Regions from separate parts of the Mus musculus genome. Here region 2 is linked to region 1. A link is a loop called in an ENCODE intact Hi-C map of the cell type or tissue named here. Cell type or tissue: left cerebral cortex. All regions are shown on one strand.

Region 1 (8,000 bases):
ATGTTATAGGCAAACACATCCTTTTACCATGCCACACATTTAAAGGATAAGTGCTCAGTCAGTCCGTTTGTTCGTCCCCAAAATCTAAGACCAGGGCCCAGAGGCAGACCTGCTGCATGTCAGTCAGGTGAGATCTGAGAAGGAAGTAGGAAGGATTTCAAGTCCTGGATCTGGAGAAGGAGGCTGCAGCTACTGTGAGGAAAGGCTTCAAAGTCAAGACCAGCCCCCCTCCAAGAAGTAGATGGGAAGTCAGGTTGTTTTGGAGGAGGGGACACAGGAGGCTTTTGTGGACCAGTCTAAGTTGTTAATCTGCTTCTCAGCCATATTGTCCATGCAGGGGAAAAGGTGTATCTCTACAAGAAATAGATGTTTGATTTGGAGACCAATGTACTGAGAAAGAGGGAAACTGCTTGTTTTGCTTTTTCTGCTCCCTTTATTTAGATGCATTCGAGGACAAAGTTCTCTCCTCAGACACCATTTGTAAAATCCTGTTTCTCAACTCTAAGGCCATATAGGCAACAACTGTGCCCTGCCTTGCTTTAGGGAGGAGGGTCTCCCCAGGTGCACCTGGAACAACCAGCTAGCTCTTAAGACTCCTCAGTGGTTTAGCTGAGTCACTAAAGACAATACTATAGTCCCCATCCTCTCTGCCATTTTTCTGCTGGAGTGATGCAGCTTGTACTGCTTGTGGACATGCATGCACGCATGTGCCCACACATCCAAACGTTGGCTCTTGACCTATGTCCTTACTCCTAGTGTAAACATGAATCAAGAAATGTAGGAGCTTCCAATACTGAGGTAAATCAACTTTGCACAAGTAAATAATCCATGGAAGGAGTTTCATCCAAATTACAAAAGAAAAGCTAACAGGAAACCTCTGAGGCAGCCTCAATCCAGTCCCCAGTTACCTGTAATCCTAGGCCTTGAAAGGTGGAAGCAGGAAGATCAGGAGTTGAAGGTGAGCCTGGGTTATAAAAGACCCTGTTTCAAAACACACACACACACACACACACACACACACACACACACACACACACACGAAGGGAAACTCACCTGAATTCAGAATAAAATCCACTGATTCATTATCTGTCACATATATGGGCAGTCCCTCACTCAGCTAAAAACCCTTGTGTTAAAGCAACAGGTAGGGAGTCTTGAGTAAAAGTTAAATGGCAAATGGGATTAGCTTGCCCACAGCTTTCCTATCATGCTGATCCTCTGACCCAAACGACCAGGCCAGAAGTTAACTATGATGTTCTTGAGCCTCCCAGATTAGCAGCTTCTCCTATTGAGACCTAAGAGGACCTAATCTGGCTCTAGAATGTCTCTTCTTCTGGTAAGGCAGAAGCAGCCCTTCCCAACTTCCATCAAGAGTCTGTTAGGGAGTAAAACTCTTGGTATGGAGATAACATACCATCTCATCTCACCTACAAATCCCCATTTTACGCCCTACAAGTGTGGAAGTATGTGAATTTCTCTGTCTACCTTGTAAATCTAACAGCTGCTCTCCCTTGCCCTCAAACACCCAGTGGGGTATCATGTAACCCAATCCTTGGGTCCCTCATTGTTGATATACCTAGGCATGTCCCTGGCCCTCTAGCCTGACCCTCATCAGAAGAGGGGAATTTGAGGAAAGGAGTCCACCTGTCTTCAGGCTCCAGCTCAAGATACTTTTTTACCTTCCCTTTCTTCAGTCCAACGTCATTTGTAGCTTGTCTCCCCATCACCATATAGACTGATAACACCCATGAAGCAAAGAACACGGTGCAGTTCAAGAAATTATTTTCCTTTCAGTGTGATTGGTTATACCAAAATCATTTCCGATGAGGCAGGCCCCATGCTGGAAGGCACAAAGAAGGCCCAGACCTCCTATTTCCCATCTGGTAGGTAGGCTGTGAACCTCTCCACTGATAGGAAGAAAAGCTGAAAGAGCCTGGAACCATGCCCAACCCTTGGGAGCAGAGCAAGGGTGACAAAGGACATAACTGAAGGAGGTTTCTCTGAGTAGAAAACATTTAAGACAGAGCTTTGAAGAGTAAGTAGGCTATTTCCTAATCAGCAAAACTAACCAATAAGGAAGTGAGCCTGTTAAGGAGGGCCTGAAATAGACAGGGGAACAGATGTGATACCCATTTGAATTAATAAAATTTAGGTATATGGACAGAGGTAAATGGATGTGTTTCTAAGTCTATTAAGGTTCACACTCTGGCCCACTTCTACTAGTAGCCAGTGCAGTGTCCTAGTTTGGACTTGTCACTTCCCCTCTTAGACTCCAATTTCCTTATAAGTAGGAAGTCCCATTAGATATTTTGTAAACCGCCCCCCCCCTCCAGTCTATGGAGGGATTGGAGATGTGGCTCAGTGGTACAGAACTTGCTCAAGGCTCTGATCCACACCCAACCCTGGGGGGTGGGGGTGGTTACTTCCAATATCCACCAAGGCAAAAACAGCCTGGAAGAGGGACCATACACACCCAGCTTCAACACAGCACATTTCACCTCAGCCTGTATGGATCCTCGAGCTTGAGGCCTCTTGAGTAATCTGAATTGCCTCATGGAAATAAAATTCCTTCACAGGCAGTTGCAACCCCAAGACCTACCAAAAGCCAGTGAAGGGTCTCTCAGCCCCCATGGTGACTGCCTCTAAAGGGGCAAAGTCATGTATGCATGCACTCTCTAGCACACACAAACCCAGTAATTCCATTGGGTAACCCCTGGGTGAATTATACTCCACCCCTTGCAAACTGAAGAGCTGACCAATACAGCCAAGTGCACACACACCCTGAATCTCTTTCCTCTTTCAAAGAGGAAAAGAGGAGTTTCTAGAAGAGCATACTCTTTAAAGGGGTAAGTACTGATCCCACAAAAGCAAAGGGCTATAGGCAGAGGCATGAACAGATTATGAACTTAGGCCTCTTTGAAAACAAAACGAAGGTAAGCAAAAGAGGCAGTTGTAATGAAGGATGGGCAGCCAGAATAGCACAAGAACTGTTAGAACTCTGAGCCTGCCAAATACACGAGACCCTGTCACCATCAACACAAGGGGTACACCTATTAAGGTGAAGAAGAGGGTATAGCAGGGTCTGCTAGTTGCTCTCTCAAGCCACCTAAAACTTGATCAGAACAATTTGAAAACTTTGTTTTGGAGGATTCTAGGCCTTTGTTGTAAGGGAACTTGACTTTTTAGAAACCTGGTTACCTTCTAACATCCAACCTCTGCAAAATGGTAACAAATTAACACCAAAGTGGTCAATTGTTTTCAGTAAACTAATGAATATGTAGAGGTCCCAGGAAGCTAAGACATAGGCCTGCAATGGACTTTGGAGCTGACTGTAATTAGGCCCCTGCCCTACTTTCTAAAATTGTATTTCCCTGCCAGAAAGTCTGCTCCGGGCCTTAGTAGAAGAAAGGTGGTCCAGGAAATGGAGAAGGTGTTGCTGCTGCTCCTGTGGAAGACATCTCTAAAAACAGCTCTACTACTACACAAGTTGTACCCCTGCCCTTAGCCTTACCTTACTGGGCTAATTTCTGCCACCACAGCTGCCTGGGCTGACATAAGCATCACCAACCTTCCCACCCCCCTTTCTGCAGAGGCCCTGAGAAAAGCCCAGCTCCCTGCAGGCAACAGGTGTGGAGAGACAAGGAACTCAAGAGGGTTGAACCCACCAGTCTTTCAGAGTCAACTTGGGAGGGGGAATAGTTCAGAGGTGCAGAGGCAGGCCTGTATACTCAGCCTGGCAGGGGAGGTGCTGAGAAGCTGCCAGGAGAGTCTGGCTCCAATTCTTGTTCCATGAACTACCCCAGACCACGATCTCCTGCCTACTTTCTGCCTCCTCAGTGTGGAGTGTGTGAGATGGAGGGTGGGGTCAATTGCTTCACACTTGGTCCTGCCCTCAAATGAAGAGGAGGTGCCTGGGACCGCAGGGGCCCAGAAAGGATGAGGGTGCACGGAAGAGGCTAAGGAGCTGGCAAGGGAGGAAGCACTGCAGGCTGCACCTACTGCAGCAGAGGGAAGCTTCTAGTCTACCAGAGGCAAGGGGGCTGGCTCTCACCTGGACACAACTGGCACATACTTTCAGCTTTGGCAAGCCCCAGCACTTCTTTTCCCTTAGGGCAAGGAAAAGGTCCTGAAGGCTCTTGGGCAGTCAACCGGCGACTCAGGCCAATCCCCCGTACTACATGTGCAGAAAGTGCCAAGAGGCTACCAGAGAAGGACTCAAAGCTTTCTGCCCTAAAGACAGAGCAAGGGAAGCAAGCAAGGAACAACATGTGGCTCCCATAAGGGAGGGGACAGAGGCCAGGCTTTAGATCAGCTATACCTGCAGATAGGCTCCTCCCAATTTGCAAGGGCTTGGGTTTGGGGAAGGAGGCACTAGTTAACCCCTTCAATCTCTCTCTCTCTCTCTCTCTCTCTCTCTCTCTCTCTCTCTCTCACACACACACACACACACACACACACACACACACACACAAAAGACACACTGAGCCCTCCAGTCTGCTATGGGGGGCGGGGTGGGGGAACTCAATTGTTAAGGCACCAGATTAGGAAAAGAAATAATTTGAAGGAAAAAAAAACTACAAAAATTCACAACTGGTACAATACCCCCATGTGTGTGTAGGGGGGGGCAGTATAGTCATCATGCCATTCGTATTTGCCACGAGGGTCTCATTAGTCTGTTAAAAGCCTGCACCTTAAAGAATGCTTCCCTCTTTTTTTCTGGGTGTAGAGAACGGATCTGTGATCTAAATATTATCTTTTCTCCCGAACGAGCATGGGCGCTGGAGATGAGGACTATCGCAGGAGGGGGGAGGATTCCGCCTGCGCCAAGAGAACACATCCGCTGCCGCGCCAGCCCCAGCCCACTGGGTAACGGTGTACGTCTGAAGTCACTGTCGCCCGCGACATCCCCTCCCCCTCACCAGTCGGAGTAGAGGGTTTCTCTAAGTACCGAAATGCAACCTTTAAACACAGAAGAGTACGGGGGTGTAAGAACGGGGGTTGAAAAATCAGGGAGAAAGCAAAGATGGCAATAAGTGCAAAGAGAGAAGGAAAACACATCAGGGGAGTGAGATAGGAAAAGAGAAGATAGGGAAAAGAAGGGTTAGGAGAGAGATGGAGGGAAGACTTTGAGAAACCCAGGGCGGTAGCACTTACCAGTGTTGTACACGTGTAGTTCGTCCACTATCCCCTCGTTGCCGCCGCCAAACACCACTATAAGCTCCTTGATAGCCACTGCACGGTGGCCGTGGCGGGGTCGGGGCACGGGACCCGACCAGCCCACCACCCGTTTCCAGCGGGGCTGCAGAAGCACCGCTGGCAAGTTTGCGGGAGACACAGCCGAAGCCATAGTTCCGGTTAAGGATGCAGTGGGAAGAGGTCACTGAATGGGAGGATACCCTTAATTCTTCACACACCCCCTTTCGTCTAAGGCAGCTCTCACGAAGAAGCGGCTCCTTACACAGCGGTGGACGACTCCATGGAGGCCGCCATCTTAACTATCCTCCTTCCTTTGGCTCTTCCCCCCCTTCTCACTCAGCTCGTATCCTTAAAAGCTTCTCAGAACTGCAGAGCACCTATTCCCGAGAAGCTGGAGGCCACTGAGCGCCGTCGCTCTAACTATTTGCCTGGGTGTTCCCGCTTAGAACCTCGAGCAGGAGGCTCTGGGAGCCGCCATCTTGAGCCGCCTCTCTCTCCTCCCTTCCTCAGTCGTAGCCCTCCCCCGCCGGAAATGGCGGAGCCCCGGCCCGGTTCCCACACCCCCCGTCCCCAGCACTGGCTGGCTTCCGGGGCGGGTGGAAAAGAGCCACAAATGCCGCGGTTGTCTCAACTTCGCCGACAGTCAGACCACAATTGTGGAAGCCGCCATCTTGAAACCGTCCTGCTTCCCCACCCAGCACTTAGTACAACCACCGATCGCAGAACCCCAACGTTCCTAAGTAATAAAGGCGTGTCAGAGGCTGGCGGAACGGGCTCCAACTCTCAGTTGCTGCTCGAAGCCCCGACCCGTATGGCTCGAGAGGTTTTGCACCTCTCCCTTGAGTCCGCCTCTGCTATTCAGGCTGTGGCGGCCGCCCTGGGAGCCGCCATCTTGAGACTAGCTTCTCTTCCCCCCCCCACCCCACCTATCCTCTTCTTCCTGGACAGTTCTTCCACAGCAAACCAAACGCAAGGCAGCGTCCAATCCTCGCTTCCCTCCTTAAGACTCCTTCCCACAGGAGCCGCTCGAAAGAGCAGGAGTTAAGACCCGAAGTGACAATTGTACGGCAGAAGAAGCGGTAACGGCAGGGCGATCATGCCTCCTCCCTGGGAGCCGCCATCTTGTGTGAAGAAGTAACAACTAAACATGGCGGCTATCGGGCGAGGGGGCGGGGTCAGAAGACGTCACCTTTCCCCCTCCTCCCCGCCTTCGCACGTCTTTGACTCTGGTCTCAAGCCTCTTAAAGGACCCAAAGCTCATAAAGAATTAAAAGCTTCTTTAAAAACCAGTGCGTTGTCTATTTGCGGGCGAGTTGGTGCTCTGTGCAGTAAGCTAGAGACAGTAGAGTTCAGGTCAGGTGCAGTAGTGCCCCGCCCTGCACTCCCCCCCACCAGGGCTCTTCCACGCCTCCACTCTGGGAGTCGCCATCTTGCCACTTCCCCACGCCCGGTCGTCTGCGGGCGTCAATAGCGAGTTTCAGCACAAAACAAAGATGGCCGCGGCATCTAGGGATGCCCGGATGAAAATCTAACTCCGTTCAGTCGCTTGGCCACGCCCCCTGGGAACTGTCTCCCAGGTCGCTGATGGGACACAAACCAGAGAAATGGCCTTTAACTAGCAGTGGCGGCATGACACATGGTAGTTAAGGGTGGCAAAGAATACTGCGATTGCACCCTTTGCTGAGAAGCATCTCTTTTCCCGCTCCGAACACTCTGCGACACTTAGAACCCAGCTACAGCGGGTAGCTGCAGGCGGGGCCAGAGCGGAAGGTGACGCCATGAGCTCACAGGGGCGGAGCTGCTGCCCGCTCCCAGGAGCGCCAGCAACACCCCGAGGCGTCTCCACATCCGCCCGCGCCTCCCGAAGGACTCGGCCACGCGCTCTGAATTGCAGCGCACCAGGCTACCCGCAGCCAGCGGCCCTGGGAGGCTACCGGCACCGGAGCAAAGCCAGCGCGGGAGCAGTCTGCGCCACTCGCGTCACCCGCCCCGCCTTCTTCCCAGGGCTTCTCGCCCCACCTTTGCGCAGGCGTACAACATCTTTATGGGTCCGCCCTTTTTTGAGATTTGAATTTTCCCCAGCAAAGGCAGAGAAGTAAAAATCCCCGGATGGTGAACGCTGTTTTTTTTCGCGCCAATATTGTAAGCTCACACAACAACCTTGAAAAAGGAGCGTTATCGTCTTCATGTCTACGTTCCAAGTCTCCAAGGAGGCCATTTAGACACAGCACTGTCATCACTGTCATAGGCAGGTTGTAGCACAGAGGTCCTAAACTGATGTCCCAGAGCACACACTAAAAGCAGATTATTTCTCCACACTAACCTTTCTTTATTCCATCCTTATTTTAACTACTAGTGGAATTTTGACATTTCCTATAGTTGAAAATGTAGGAAGCAGAACAAGGAGTATCAGAAACACCTGTGACTTTGTCATCAAAGGATATGTACAGATCACTATAGGTCCTGTAGCTGCTTTGTACAGATCTAGAAATTAAATTACAAGCTCTACTGGCAGCCTGAATAACTTTAATGTTGCTGTATTGAACCTGCTGTAGATCTTATAATTTGATATCAATATCATGTGCAAATTACCATATCATACTGTAAACAATATGTAATAATCTTCTTTTCATGTATTAAGTTTATTTAGTATTCTCAGCTTTAGTTTATCCAATTGCAAATATTCATTTAGTAAAGGCCAGAGATGAGCCCCTGTTTATATTGTTGCACCATTAAGAGCTGGTGACCTTGGCCAGTCTCTTTTATAATCCAAACACTTTCCTGTAAAATAAAGGATCTGAGCT
Region 2 (8,000 bases), 310 kb after region 1:
AGTCCTTCCCTTAGTCCATTGGTATTATTGTTGTTCAACAGCCAGGATAGAGAGGAGGGGCCAACACTCTGGGAGCCTTCAGAAGCTGCCCACCTGCACAGGGGACAAAAGGTAGCAAAGGCAAGTCCAAAGAGGCACAGCTCTAACAGAGGAGGAATGAGACAGCTTCCCCTTCTACATAGCTAGGATTCTGCACCCTGGACACCCATGCCCTGAAATCACCCAGAGCCTCTTACCCAGTCCTGGCACCAGTTCTGCCTACACAGGCTCCCCTTCACATCCTCTTCTCAAGCCAATGCCTGGCAAAGTTACTCAGGGGAGTCACTGTCCAAGGCTGAGTTGGGTTAAGCAGGGGTCCCTGTCTCCTTGCCTCTAAATCCTATACAGGGTGCTAAGACACCTGGGCTGTAGGGGTGGTGGTGAGCAGAAGACGTCTGACTGCGGATGGGACAGGCTTCTGAGTATACCTGGTCAGAGGCTCCAGGCAGTGAACTGGAAGATATATGGCCAGGGAGGCAAAAGGAAAAGAGATGGGTGCCCCACACTGGTCAGGAGCCAGGCATATGACACCCACAAGTATGCCTACCATCCCAAATGGGTCCTTTAAAAAGAATGAGCTATTTTATGTGTATAAGTATCTGCCTGCATATGTCTGTGCACCACATCCATGCCTGGTGCCTACAGAAGCCTGAATGGGGCATTGGCTCTCCTGGGTCTGGGTTGTGAGCCACCATAATATGGATGCTGGGTATCAATCAATTCTGGGTCTTGTGGAAGAGAAGCAAGTGCTCTCAAACACTGAGCCATCTCTCTAGCCCCACTTATTCCATTCTGGAAAAGACCCAGCCATACAGGAAATACAGGAGTTTTTGGAGGCTACCAGGAAGAAGCAGGCCAGGTGCATCTTTGTGACCTCCTCAGCTGACTGCCCAGCCAGGCCACATGGCCTAGAATCTGCAGTGGGGTGGAAATGTGCAACCACAAATGATGCTATGCCCTGGCTCTGTTGGCCAACAGGCACCAGAAGCCTAGGTCACAGAAGTCAAGGTCACGTGGCTAAATGCCCTCCATAGCCTGTCCTCCCACCCAGTGAGACCAAGAAGGGAAATGGGTTTGTTAACTCCAGCTGGAAGCAGGGCCCAGAGACTGCAAGTTCAGGCCGGACTCAGGGCAGGGCAAAGCAGGGGTTGAGGTGTATTTCTTTGGGCTACTTTATTAGGTTTTTATATTTACCACCCTTCCAGCCCCCCAGTACTAGATGGGAGAGAAAGAGAGTTAGAGGGGAAAGAGGGCATAGACATCTTCAGACTACTTCCTGCTGATTATGAGTGTCAGGCTCCTTGGGGCAAGCCAATGCTAGCTATGTAGAAGGGGAAGCTGTCTCATTAGGGTATCTCCAACCAGCAATCCAGCAATCCATAGCAGCAGCCATAGCCATAGATAGCCATAGCAATAGAAAAAGCAGCAGCAGCAGCAGCAGCAGCAGCAGCAGCAGCAGCAGCAGCAGCAGCAGCACGGGGAGCGCGGCAGCCACCACAACCTGCTTGGGGCTCTTGCACTTATACCCTCTCAAGAGTCTTCAGAGTCCCAAGCATATACTATATATACTATCTTCAAAAATCATGCCCCTCCTAGAGCACAAGACAATTCTAGTTAGTAGCTGTGGGCAATTCTAAGCAGCCCCCTATCCTATACCTGGGATTAAAGCAAAACCATATCGGTTGATATCCGCAAAGGGGATAACATTTGAAGTGTAAATAAATAAAATATCCAATAAAAACAAAACCAAACCATATTTGCATAACATAACTGGGGTTTTAAAGAAATGAAAATTCTCACTACAAGGGGGCAGGCCCAGCTGACCATTTCTCCTCCCTTAGTCAGCCTGACAGCCCAGCACTCTGCTCAAAACCCCACCCACTCCCATAAGGAAAGGGGGACAATGCCTTCAGCAGAGCTCCCTGAAGCAGTGGGGTCACAGCATTTATATCTCACCAGGATCCTTAGGGTCCTACCTGTGCCTAGGGACATATTGGGAACAGTTTCTTTTTTTTTTTGGTTTTTTGAGACAGGGTTTCTCTGTATAGCCCTGGCTGTCCTGGAGCTCACTTTGTAGACCAGGCTGGCCTCGAACTCAGAAATCCGCCTGCCTCTGCCTCCCGAGTGCTGGGATTAAAGGCGTGCGCCACCACACCCGGCTTGGGAACAGTTTCTGAAGACCCTGTTCTCTGAGAGCCTGGCCATTATGTTCTATGTGGCTCCATCTCTACTGGGGACCCAGATGGGGAAATTAGAGTAAGAGGGAACAACTGATAAGCCAGGATGGGTACATGAACCCAGTGCCAGCTAGCACCTGTAAATAGGTCAAGACCATGCCTATTTACAGAGAGGCCCATGAAGGAATCCCACGGCAAAGGCACCAAGCAAAATGTGAGAGGGCAATCCAAACCCCTGACCCTGGTTCTCTGAGACCATCCCAGACAGGAGAAGCCTGGGTACTTGCTATCACCTTATTCTCTACCTTCTAATCAAAGTATGGGAAAAGTAGCTCTGGAAGACAAAACAACACTGAGTGTGTGTGTGTGTGTGTGTGTGTGTGTGTGTGTGTGTGTGTGTACTGAGCCTGGCTGTATCTCAAAGAGCTGAAGGACACTCTGCCCTGTACACTGGCTGAAAGCATATCTCATGTAGTACAAACATCCTCATACAGGGAAGGCCTGGGAGACTGTGCTCCTGGGGATCAAGACTTACAAAGCAGGGCCATGCAGTTTCAAACATTTATACACATAAAGTAAATACATGTAAGGGCTGAAGAGATGGGTTAGCTGTAAGAGAACTAGTTCTTGCAGAGGATCTGAGATTGATTCCTAGTACCCACAGGGAGGCTCACAACTGTCAGTAACTCCGGTTCTAGGGGATCTGACACCCTCTTCTGGCTTCTGCCAGCTTCAGAAATGTATGCTGTACACTTGCATGCTTGCATGCAAAACACTCATACGAATATAAATGCATGGCTGGCTGTGGTGGCACAGGTCTTAGATCTGCACACATAGGTATGTGGATCTCTGTTTGCTGAAGGCCATCCTGATCTACATAAGTGAGTTTCAGGTCACCGGGGCTGACACACTCAGATCCTGTCTGAAGAAATAAATGTTTAATTGAAAAGGTGGTCAAAGCCGGGCGTGGTGGCACACACCTTTAATCCCAGCACTTGGGAGGCAGAGGCAGTCGGATTTCTGAGTTCCAGGCCAGCCTGGTCTACAGAGTTCCAGGACAGTCAAGACTACACAGAGAAACCCTTTCTCAACAAACAAACAAACAAAATGAAGAAAAATGTGGTACATTTGCAAAATGGAGAAACCCTGTCTTGAAAAACCAAAAAGAAAGATAAGAAAAGGTGGTCAAAATATATAGACTATTCTCATTTATCTCTCTCCAGCTAAAGAAACAGCCACCTCCACAACTGCACAAATACCAATCAGGTGGAGAGGACTGGCAGGACAGAACTGTTTTCAGAGGATAGATATCAATTTGTGAAGCCTCCAGGAACTGGATAAGTGTCACAGGGAAGCTATTTGGCAGAAGCAATCTAGTAGCTCTGGTTTGTGGCTGGGAATCTTAAATGTGCTGGAACAAGCTGGGCACATGTAACCAGGGAGCGGCACCATGGGATGTTGGGAGGGAAGGCCCTTGGTCCCTATACTTTTGTTCCTATCATGTCTCCCTAAGTGACACAAGAGGCACAAATTCATAGAGTCTGAGTGACTGATGATGCTCAGACACGTGCTCCTAGATCAGAACAGTGTTCCCGTTCTGGTGCCTCCCTAGATTGTAACCTTATATGGGAGAGTAGTTAGTGGTTAGCTGCCAATCCTTCTAGACACACCCAGATGTACATTTTGAATTCTTCATAGTGAAAAGAAGAGGTGTGCTACACCTAGTTTTTCTCTCGGAATCTGGGGCAAAGGAACTCCGACTCTCCTACTAGGGCGTGGCCCACAGCACCGCGACCCTCCTGGGGCTAGTAGGAAGTAATGATATCGCCATCGTCTTTGCCCAGTCTCCAGTCTCCCTAAGAACACGTCTTTTCCTGAGAATTAGAGTGGGGCGGGCCCAACTAGCGAGGAGGACAGTGAGCGCCTAACGGAGATTTTTTTCCTCTAAGGGAGATTTTAATTGGTCTCCTGAAAGCAATCAAGCACCTATCATGGTGCTCTTTGTTGGCTCTTAGACGTCAGCTTTGTGGGTGGGTCTCCAACCTCCCGGGTGACAAAGGAACTTCGGAGTCCCTACCATGGAACGTTCGCGCCATTTCCTGTAGCCTTGAGGAAGGCCTGAACCAGCACTCTAGAGCCCTGTAAGCAAAGGAACACCTCCGTGACGGTCCAGTTCCACTGAGAAAGACTCCCCTTTTCAAGTCTTAGAATATTGGCAATCATACGTAATAGCAAAACCTGTCAATGGCTCTCCGCCCAATATGGCCAGGCGGAAGCTGGTTTCTCTTGCCTATGTGTCGAAATCCCATTCGCCAGCATGCAGTTCCCTATTCCGGTATCCAGTCACCAATAAGCTCTGTGCTTCGTTCGGTCCCGCCTGGTACACATGCGCAGAGCAGCGCTGCATCTATGATCTTAGCGTCTGATAGAGCGTCGACACCACCCCCTGGCTGTAACTCTATGGTTGTTACAGTGGAAGATAGGCCGCCTATATAAGGCGTGAGCAGGCGTGGGAGCGTCTCTTTTCCTCTGGCGCGGTGAGTGAGTTCGGTCACGGTTTTTTACGATGGTCTCGTAATTTTTCTTTGGGATTTTTTTTACACTTATTCTGTGTCTGTATTCTTTGACTGTTTCATTACAGCCACCGACGATCCTATTGTCATCATGGGCCGCCGCCCCGCCCGGTGGTGAGTGCTGAACCCATGCAATCTTCCTACTGTGAAAACTGAGGGAAAAATGCATTTCTTTCGAAAGACTTTTTTTTTATGGGTGGACTCTCTGCCACTTAGAGACCCTGAAGTAAAGACTGACTTCGGGTTTTCTTTAATACTTTACTGGGACCTTTATTTTGAGGCTGTGGGTGGCGTTACCCAATACTAAAGCGCTTGGGTAGAACTAGCATGTCCGTGTGCATCCAATCCTCTGCGTCGCAAATGAGCCTTTTTACAACGCCTACCAGGCCTTCTTGGTCACTTTTGCGTCCGTCTTTTATTTCCGGCCTTGAGCTTTGTGGTTTTTAACAGGACACCAAGGGCTGACCAGTCCGTAGGCGCCGCCTAAACGCGTGTCCTGAAGAGGACGCCATATTCTCTTAACGTGGCTAAGGCGGGTCTTCTGTCACATGCTAGGAAAATTGTGATATCTCACCCAACTCTGGTTAGAGGGTGATGCTAGTGCATGATTCTTTTTCTGTTTTATAATTTGTGTAATTGTTTAACAACAAGTTGCCTTAGAATCAGTTACCCTGAATGGAAACTGGATTCAGAGCTGGTTTAGTCCTGTTGTCACCATTAATCACACCTGAGTTTCCTTCCTTCTATAGTTACCGGTATTGTAAGAACAAGCCATACCCAAAGTCTCGTTTCTGCCGTGGTGTCCCTGGTAAGTAGTGACAAACTTCGAACTGGATCGGTGTTTGTCTATTCCCCACTTCTCGAGAACTTTAAACCACGTGTTTTTCAGATGCTAAGATCCGAATCTTTGATTTGGGACGGAAGAAAGCAAAAGTTGATGAATTCCCACTTTGTGGCCATATGGTGTCAGATGAATATGAGCAACTCTCTTCTGAAGGTGAGACAGCTCCCATTTGTTAATTGGCTCTTTTTTTTTTTTTTTTTGGTTTTTCGAGACGGTTTCTCTGTAGCCTTGGCTGTCCTGGAACTCACTTTGTAGACCAGGCTGGCCTCAAACTCAGAAATCCACCTCCCAAGTGCTGGGATTAAAGGCATGGACCACCATGCCCGGTGTGTTAATTGGCATTTCTTGTGTACTTGTGGATTATATATTATAATTTATTCAATGTCCTGACACCCTGTTTCACTGCTGTTATTTCCCCATTCAGCACTGGAGGCTGCCCGTATTTGTGCCAACAAATACATGGTAAAGAGTTGTGGCAAGGATGGCTTTCATATCCGAGTGAGGCTCCACCCTTTCCATGTCATCCGTATCAACAAGATGTTGTCCTGTGCTGGGGCTGACAGGTAAGCTGGTGTTTTATTTGGTTTTGAGACAGGGTTTCTCTGTATCCCTGGCTGTCCGGGAACTTAATGTACACCAGGCATATCTGAGATCTGCCTGCCTCTGCCTCCCAAGTGATTAAAAACCACCACTGTCCAGCAGTATTTTTAGGGATTTCTTTGATTTTTTGTGCAGCTAATTAAGCCGACCAAGTCCCCTTTTCCCATGGGGACTTTGGTGTGCAATGGTTGCAAACAGCAGCCTCCTTGGTAGTGTATGTAGCCTATTATCTATATGGGCTGCCTCAAGGGACCTTGGAGACAATTTTCTGGCAGTTGGTAATCAGGCCTCTGATCACAATGTTGTCCCTGATCTAGGCTCCAGACAGGGATGCGTGGTGCCTTTGGGAAGCCCCAGGGCACAGTGGCCAGGGTTCACATTGGCCAGGTCATCATGTCCATCCGAACCAAGTTGCAGAACAAGGAACATGTGATTGAGGCTCTGCGAAGAGCCAAGTTCAAGTTCCCTGGCCGCCAGAAGGTAGGTAGTGGTATTTAAGTTCTTCTGTTTTCTTGCTCTGGTCCTCCTTGCTGAGTTTGTTATTTTCTATTTCCTTCTAGATCCACATCTCAAAGAAGTGGGGCTTCACCAAGTTTAATGCAGATGAATTTGAAGACATGGTTGCTGAGAAGCGGCTCATTCCTGATGGCTGTGGTGTCAAATATATCCCCAATCGTGGTCCTCTGGACAAGTGGAGAGCCCTGCATTCCTGAAGGCTTCAATAGTTCTCCTATACCCTACCAAATCGTTCAATAATAAAATCTCGCATCAAGTTCGCTTATGTTTTTGTTTCTGATTCTTAAATACCATGAGGTTTTAAATTTGGTCAATTGGGACAGCTTATTGAATTAAGCATACATGCAAAAGGTTAAAATGATTTTATTGAATATTTTAAACCTGACAACACTGGCAGAGCCATGTAGTATAGTGCATGGAGAAGCAAGATTACTTAGACCTAAGGTTTTTCCAGTATGAGCTCATTTGTATCAGTTGCAGAAATCTTAGGTATGATCTGAGCCCATTTCTACTGGAGCTTTGTTCCTAACTACCTCAGGTGAAGTCCTGTCTACCCAACAGGATTCAAGCCCAAGGCACTTGTTGCTGAGTTATACTCCCAGCCCTAGCTTTCTCAGAATAGCAAGCAGCTATTTAAAAAAGCTGTCATTGACTTTCACATCTGAGACTACCAGTGCCCTGGTCAAGTCAATGGCTATCTAGTCCAGCTGAGATGGCAGGAGTGACAGCAGTAGAGCGGCTAAGTAGTGGGGTGGGATACTCAGTGGAGTGGCCTGGCTCAGTTCCACTTCTACAGGATAATGGTCACTGATGCGGAGAGCCTGAGGAGAGAACAAAATGAAGTGTCAGTATCTGGCTCACCTCCACAATTCTGCCCTCAGCCATTTTGCCCACCCAGCTTCTCTACCTCTTCCTCAGTCAGCTGAAACCTCTTGGGAAAGTCAAAGGTAGCTGCAGCCTTCAGCAGCATTTGGCAGCCCTGTCCATGCACCACAATTCGGTCATAGGTACAGTTAGTACTGGCCCGCACTGTAGTATCCTCCCCATCAGGAATCACCCAGTGGAAGCCTGCCTTAGTCCGGAGTAGCAGGCTTTTCAGACGTTTTTTTGTCAGCGATGCACAGTCTGCATTGAAGTCTCCAAGCAGAATCACATTCTAGAGACGACAGAAGCCACTGCGTCTTGCTAAAAGGCATTTGCACCATCCCCTCTGCCATGGAATCTATCACCCCTACCTCATTCTGCCAGCGC

Evidence for each region. Hi-C counts contacts between places; a loop is a spot of excess contacts. Peaks named below come from ENCODE experiments on the same cell type or tissue, not always from the same donor. Only the 100,000 strongest peaks of a DNase experiment are listed, where the experiment ranks them.
Region 2: it touches region 1 in a loop (11-fold over the local background); 3 of 42 quality-filtered maps call a loop at or near these places.

Annotation. Positions count from the first base shown.
Region 1 is chrX:73,960,657-73,968,656 of GRCm38, forward strand. Hcfc1 (host cell factor C1) reads right to left here and starts at 5,701. Exons shown (of 26, transcript NM_008224.4): 1 at 5,155-5,701. The coding sequence starts at 5,347. In left cerebral cortex, no CTCF peak of the experiment used is centred here; DNase peaks (open chromatin) are centred at 3,791, 4,078, 4,874, 5,778 and 4 more places; H3K4me3 peaks cover 3,752 bases; H3K27ac peaks cover 3,206 bases.
Region 2 is chrX:74,266,122-74,274,121 of GRCm38, forward strand. It overlaps Rpl10 (ribosomal protein L10), which reads left to right and starts at 4,695. Exons shown (of 7, transcript NM_052835.3): 1 at 4,695-4,753; 2 at 4,858-4,903; 3 at 5,539-5,597; 4 at 5,679-5,786; 5 at 6,058-6,196; 6 at 6,551-6,713; 7 at 6,794-7,014. The coding sequence starts at 4,881. The coding sequence ends at 6,946. Dnase1l1 (deoxyribonuclease 1-like 1) reads right to left here. Exons shown (of 8, transcript NM_027109.3): 6 at 7,985-8,000; 7 at 7,657-7,905; 8 at 7,096-7,570. The coding sequence ends at 7,448. Snora70 (small nucleolar RNA, H/ACA box 70) reads left to right here and starts at 6,371; the gene lies at 6,371-6,499. Mir7091 (microRNA 7091) reads right to left here and starts at 7,984; the gene lies at 7,906-7,984. In left cerebral cortex, a CTCF peak has its summit at 4,663; DNase peaks (open chromatin) are centred at 4,228, 4,565 and 5,156; H3K4me3 peaks cover 2,411 bases; H3K27ac peaks cover 2,132 bases.